Linked DNA regions of Homo sapiens: region 2 is linked to region 1. The links are chromatin loops, found by intact Hi-C in ENCODE. Cell type or tissue: Panc1. All regions are shown on one strand. Links, peaks and the distances in the headings refer to the core of each region. The heading gives the core; the rest is flanking DNA. Region 1 overlaps AOAH (acyloxyacyl hydrolase). Region 2 has its middle 100 kb from the start of ANLN.

Evidence for each region. Peaks named below come from ENCODE experiments on the same cell type or tissue, not always from the same donor. Only the 100,000 strongest peaks of a DNase experiment are listed, where the experiment ranks them.
Region 2: a loop joins it to region 1, with 3 times the contacts of the local background. A loop is called at or near these places in 10 of 110 quality-filtered maps.

Annotation. Positions count from the first base shown.
Region 1 is chr7:36,657,609-36,660,533 of GRCh38, reverse strand. AOAH (acyloxyacyl hydrolase) reads left to right here. Exons shown (of 21, transcript NM_001637.4): 4 at 1,269-1,368. Among named protein-coding and RNA genes, the nearest start is that of AOAH-IT1, 59 kb to the right of the region's middle. In Panc1, for the core only: no CTCF peak of the experiment used is centred there; DNase peaks (open chromatin) are centred at 1,283, 1,703 and 2,293; H3K4me3 peaks cover 1,114 bases; H3K27ac peaks cover 2,500 bases.
Region 2 is chr7:36,491,115-36,494,039 of GRCh38, reverse strand. No RefSeq gene overlaps it. Among named protein-coding and RNA genes, the nearest start is that of ANLN, 100 kb to the right of the region's middle. In Panc1, for the core only: no CTCF peak of the experiment used is centred there; no DNase peak of the experiment used is centred there; H3K27ac peaks cover 713 bases.

The DNA of each region.
Region 1 (2,925 bases), core at 100-2,599:
ACCAGCCTGACCGACACAGTGAAACCCTATCTCTACTAAACAATATAAAACTTAGCCAAGCATGGTGGTGGGTGCCTATAATCCCAGCTGCTGGGGAGGCTGAGGCAGAAGAATCACTTGAACCCAGGGGGCGGAGGTTGCAGTTAGCAGAGATTATTCCACTGCACTCCAGCCTGGGCGACAGAGCAAGACTCTGCGTCAAAAAAACAAAAACAAACAAACAAAAGACTCTGTTCCCAAATAATTGGGGAGACTGATTTGAGTAATAATAATGTCAAGCACGTCCGTGTGAAGAGACCACCAAACAGGCTTTGCGTGAGCAATAAAGCTGTTTATTCACTTGGGTGCAAGTGGGCTGAGTCCGAAAAGACAGTCAGCGAAGGGAGATGGGGAAGCGGTTGCTTTATAGGAGTTGGGTAGGTAATGGAAAATTACAATAAAAGGTAGTTATTTACTGTTAGCAGAGGAGAGGGTTGCAAGGTACATGGTGGAGAGATCATAAGACTTATTGTCCAGAAGAAGAATGTCACAAAGTCAAATGATCAACTAAGATAGGGCAGGGACAAGTCACGATAGTAAAATATTGTAATTTTACTCAGTTAAGGCAGGGACTGGCTGTTTTACTTCTTTGTAGTTTTTCTTTGGCTGCTCCAGACTTCTTGGCTCCTGCAGGCCATCTAGACGGATATGTGCAGGTCACAGGGGTTATAATGGCCGAGCTTCGGCTCAGAGGCCTGACAAAACTCTGACCTCTCGCAGGAAAAAAAAAAAAAAAAAAGAAAGAAAAAAGAAATATGTTTATAAGGGAATAGAATAGATTGTTTGGATTGTGCCTAAGAAAGTAAGGTTAGGTGTTTAAGGCTATATCGTAAATGATTTTTCACTATAAGGTTACCATGTTTCAAAGGCCCAAACTTCAAAATATTGTTTCCATCAAGTTACGTCCCTGCCCACTTTTTCTTTCCCAATTTTATGTGTGGCTTTGCCTGAAAAGAATCCCAGCACTCGCGTGAGAGGCTGACTGGCAGCTCAGTGCTGTGCATGCCCCATCCTCGCCTTTAGGACCTCATTCTAAATGCAGGAGAGAGCAACAGTGGCAGGAAATCATTACCATCCAGCAGCTCCCCGGGATTGGGGTCAAAGGCCACTCTGCAAGGAGTTGAGGGTATTAGAATCCATTCTGGGGATTTACCTTTCTTTGCAGTAGCTTCTGTTTCCTAATGCCTAAGAGATCTGAATAGCCTTTGTTTTGCACCGTTTCCCTCCAGGCTTAGCGCAGATATGAATGCTGATGTGGTATGTCACACTCTGGAGTTTTGTAAACAGAACACTGGCCAACCATTGTGTCATCTCTACCCTCTTCCCAAGGTGAGTGTGTAATCACTCTGAACATCTGTTTCCAGGGACATGCAAGGCTTTTGGAAATGTTAGAAAGGGAGGCTTAGCTTTTACTCGCTCAGTGTTTTGGGGACAGGGAGAGGCAAGATGACATTTTCAATTACCCCGCAAGAAATAATATTCCTGCATTTTGGCCTAGATCCATACTACCATGCTAGAAAGAATGTCTTTGCTGTTCAGCCATTGTGGACTGTAATTTTGAGCTGGCCTGCCAGTAGGTAGGAAATCTGATCAAAGAGACGCAGAGGTTTAAATCCCTATCACTTAAAAATCAAGCAAGTCACTCTCACAGAGTGAGCAACTCATGCCAGTTTGCCCAGGACTTTCCTGCCATGAGCACTGAAAGCCCCACATCTTGGGAAATCCTGGGCAGTTGGTCACCCTACGCTGAGCCTTATTGCTCTTACTCATAAAATGGGTTATGATAAACTACCTCCCACAGTGGTTTATTGTGGGAAGTCGGTGAGCTAATATGTAAAAAATGCTTAGCACAATAACTGATACAGTTTTTAAAGTGTTAAGAGAAATGACTGCTAAATGATCATTATTGATAACATTATTATTCAGTGATAGCTGTTCAGAGGACCCTGTGTGCATTATATCATTTTGTGTAGCTTTTAATTAGATTGCGGAGAGGAGGCTGCAAATGTTGACACAATTCCCTCCGCACACTCTGGATGAGAGGATAATATTGAATCCAGTTAGGCCACAGAATATTAATTTTCAGGAGCTGCCCGTGAAAAAAAATTCTTTGCCTTCTTTCTTGAATTGTAGTTTTTCTGGATATAACACAATAGGTTTCTATTTTAATTGTAATTTCCTTTTTATTCATGTTAAAATGAAGTTCATTTTAGTGCTTTGTGGCCTAACCAATGACCATGATTTTGCTGATGGACAGTATTAAATACATCAGCCTGTCTCCTTGAGCAGGAAGTAAGAGATGCAACTACCTGAGGAACGTGTATATTTCAAGCTTCCTCTGTCACTGACTAAGTGCGAATTAAATTTCCCCTAATTCCACCTGAGAAGCTGCAGGCTCCACTGGTACCTAGAAGAGTTAGTTAACTTTAATTAAAAAAAAAACTTTTCATGTGTTCAAATAGCGTGTGACTATTGTATCATAATATCATAATATTTTCTGTTTGATATTGCAAGGAAGAAATGGGTCTCTGTGTAGAAATGCAAGTGACACAGGTTTTGTGATTTCCTTAAATAATAATGTCATGTATACATTACACCCACAGCTACACATAGTCGCAAAAAGTTCAACTTTAAATTGTCCCATTTAAAATGGCATTCTTTATTTTTATACTCTCTAGAGTTTACTTCTGAAATTTCATGTCCTTGTCTTCCTACCCTGACCCCCTTCTCAATTCCTAACTCTGTAAAATTTCGACTGCCTCTGGCTGCAAGGGAATTGGAGGATTTCATGTGGGAACCGCCACCTTCTACCCCAGCTAGCATTCAGTGCTGCTGGGCAGCCTGTGACGATTCCCTGGACAGCCCCCTTCACTTTCCTCTGACGGC
Region 2 (2,925 bases), core at 157-2,656, 170 kb after region 1:
GAATACAAAGAGAAGAAAAAGAGTAAGGAACAGAAGAAATATTTGATGCAAAAATGACAAATATTCCCAAATTAATGTCAGACACCAAACCACAGATCCAAGAAGTTCAGAGAACACCAAGGAGGGATAAACGTGTCAAAAAATCTACACTTAGGCATATCATACTCAAACTGAAGAAAACGAAACATAAAGAAAATATTTGGGCTTTGGGTGATAATGATGTGTCAATGTAGGTTCATTGATTGTAGCAAATAATGTACCACTCCTCTGGGGAAGAAAGTTGATAGTGGAGGAGTCCACTGGGGGAAAAAAAAAAGGCTGCAATGGTGCACTGCATTAGAGGCAGAAAAAAAAAAGCCCAGCCATGTGAATTCAGGCTATGTGCAGCTGTCATCCAATTCTTGTTAACCTTCAGGCTAGAATTTTATTTGAAGGACTAAATTTTATCCATGGCTGCCTATACAATCTGCAATGTCTATGCTTCTAAAAAAGAAGTTCTCTAATAAAAATAAAATTATATTCTGCTAAAAGCTGTAATTTTTACATACTGCAGCCCAGACAATTGGAAAGTGTATTTTCTTAAAAATTTCACTTAAAATGATATCATAAGGCACTAAATACTTTGGAGTAAACTGACAAAAGACATGTAAAACCTCTATATTGAAAACTGGCTAGGTGCTCTGGCTTACGCCTGTAATCCCAGCACTTTGGGTGGCCAAGGCAAGTGGATCACCTGAGTTCAGGAGTTTGAGACCAGCCTGGCCAACATAGTGAAACCCCATCTCTACTAAAAATACAAAAATTAGCTGGGCATGGTGGCGGGCACTTGTAATCCCAGCTACTCGGGAGGCTGAGGCAAGAGAATTGCTTGAACCAGGGAGGCAGAGGTTGCAGTGAGCTAAGGTTGCGCCACTCCACTCCAGCCTGAATGACAGAGGGAGACTCTGTCTCAAAAAAAAAAAAAAAAAAAAAAAAAAGACAAAGAAAACATATGTTGCTGAAAGAAAGTTTAAGAGACCTAAATAAATGGATGTATCTACATTAATACCGTATTCCTAAATTTAAATGCTCAATGTTGTCAGTTCTACTAAAATTGATCTATAGATTAAATATAATCCTAAATATAATCCCAGAGGCTTTTTTTAAATTGAAGCTGATTCTAAAATATACAGAGAAATACAAAGAACCTAAGTTAGCCAAAGCAATTTTGGGGGAAAGAAAGAAAGAAAATGTAGAGATGTTTCAGTACCTGACTTAAAATGTGTAATATAATTATAATAGTCAAGACAGTGTTACTGACATCGAGACACACAACTAACTCAATGGAAGCAGAATAGGGTGCCCAGAAACACCTCATTTATATGGTTCTTTGATTCTTTTACAAAGGTGCCAAAGAAAGCAAGGGAAAAGAAAAGTGTTTTCAATAAATGCTATTGGAACAACCAGATGTTTTTAATGAATATTTACCTCTATATCATATCTATGTAAAAATTAATCTAAGATAGATAATAGAATCAAATGTAAAAGCCAAAACTAAAAAGCTGCTAGAAGAAAACATATTCCCAGTTTAGGGGTAGGCAGGAGTTTCCTAGACAAGACACAAAAACAATAACCAAAAATGAAAAAGAACTTGATAAATTCATTTTTAGAAAGAATTAATATTACTCTGTCAAATTAGACAAAATTTCAAACTTTCGCTCCTTCAAAGACACCACAGACTGGGAGAAAATATTCACAAAACATAGGTCTGACAATGACTCCAGAATATTTAAAGAACTCCTACAACTCAATAATAAAGAGGCAACCTATGTTTTTAATGAGTAAAGTTTTGAACATACACATTACAAAGGTAGATACAGGAGTGGCCAAAAAACACATAAAACAGTGTTTAACATTCTTGATCATCAGGTAAATGCAATGTAAAATCACAGAGATCCCCTACGTACCCACCAGTATGGCCAAAAATGAAAAGATTGAGAGCAGCAAGTGTTGGCAAGGATGTAGAACAACTGAAGCTCTCATATAGAAGCACTTTTGAAAAGCTTCTTATAAAACTAATTATGCACTACCCTATGACCCAGCAAGCTCTCCCCTAAATATCAACTATCGCATGTCTACAGAAAGACTTGTAAAACAATGCCCATAGCAGCTTCATTCATAAAAGCTAAAACCTAGAAACTGTCCAGTTGTCCATCAATATAAACACATGACATACCACTCAGCAATATAAAATCAACTACTGATATGCACAACATAAATGAGTCTCAAAATTATGCTGAATATATATATGTTGACTATATATATGCATATATATATGAAATTCTGGAAGAGGTAAAACTAATCTACGATGCAAAAAATCAGAAAAGTGTTTTGGGGATAGGAGAGCTGGAGATTGACTGGGAAACAATATGAAATAATTTTCTGGAATAATCTATTTTGATAAAGGTTTCAGTTACATAAATAGATGCACTTACCGAAACTCATGGAATGAAACACATATGGTTTGTGCATATCATTGCATATAAATATTATGGACAGATGGAAGGCTGGGTGTGTGAACGCATGAATATGTGTATCTACTATCTACCTTCATAAAAATTAGCCAAGGAGGACTTTTAAAAGCACCTTAAGAATGACATATTGGTATATGTAGTCCTATAGATGAATAATTTTTCTAACAAATCTTCAAAGTCTATAAAAGATTTAGTCCATTAAAATGTTACAAAGTTTATTGTTTCCTGCAATATTTTTACAGGTATATAAAAAGAGCTCTCGTCCATGCTTTTGCTAAGTTACTAATTTCATTACAAGAAAGAAACAACAGGGAAGAAAAAGATTGTATACCCCTAAACTGTAGACTATAAATAGGGTTATAATTTGGCACAGGGAAAGAAATAAGGGAAAGGAGAAAAAGGATAATTAGGA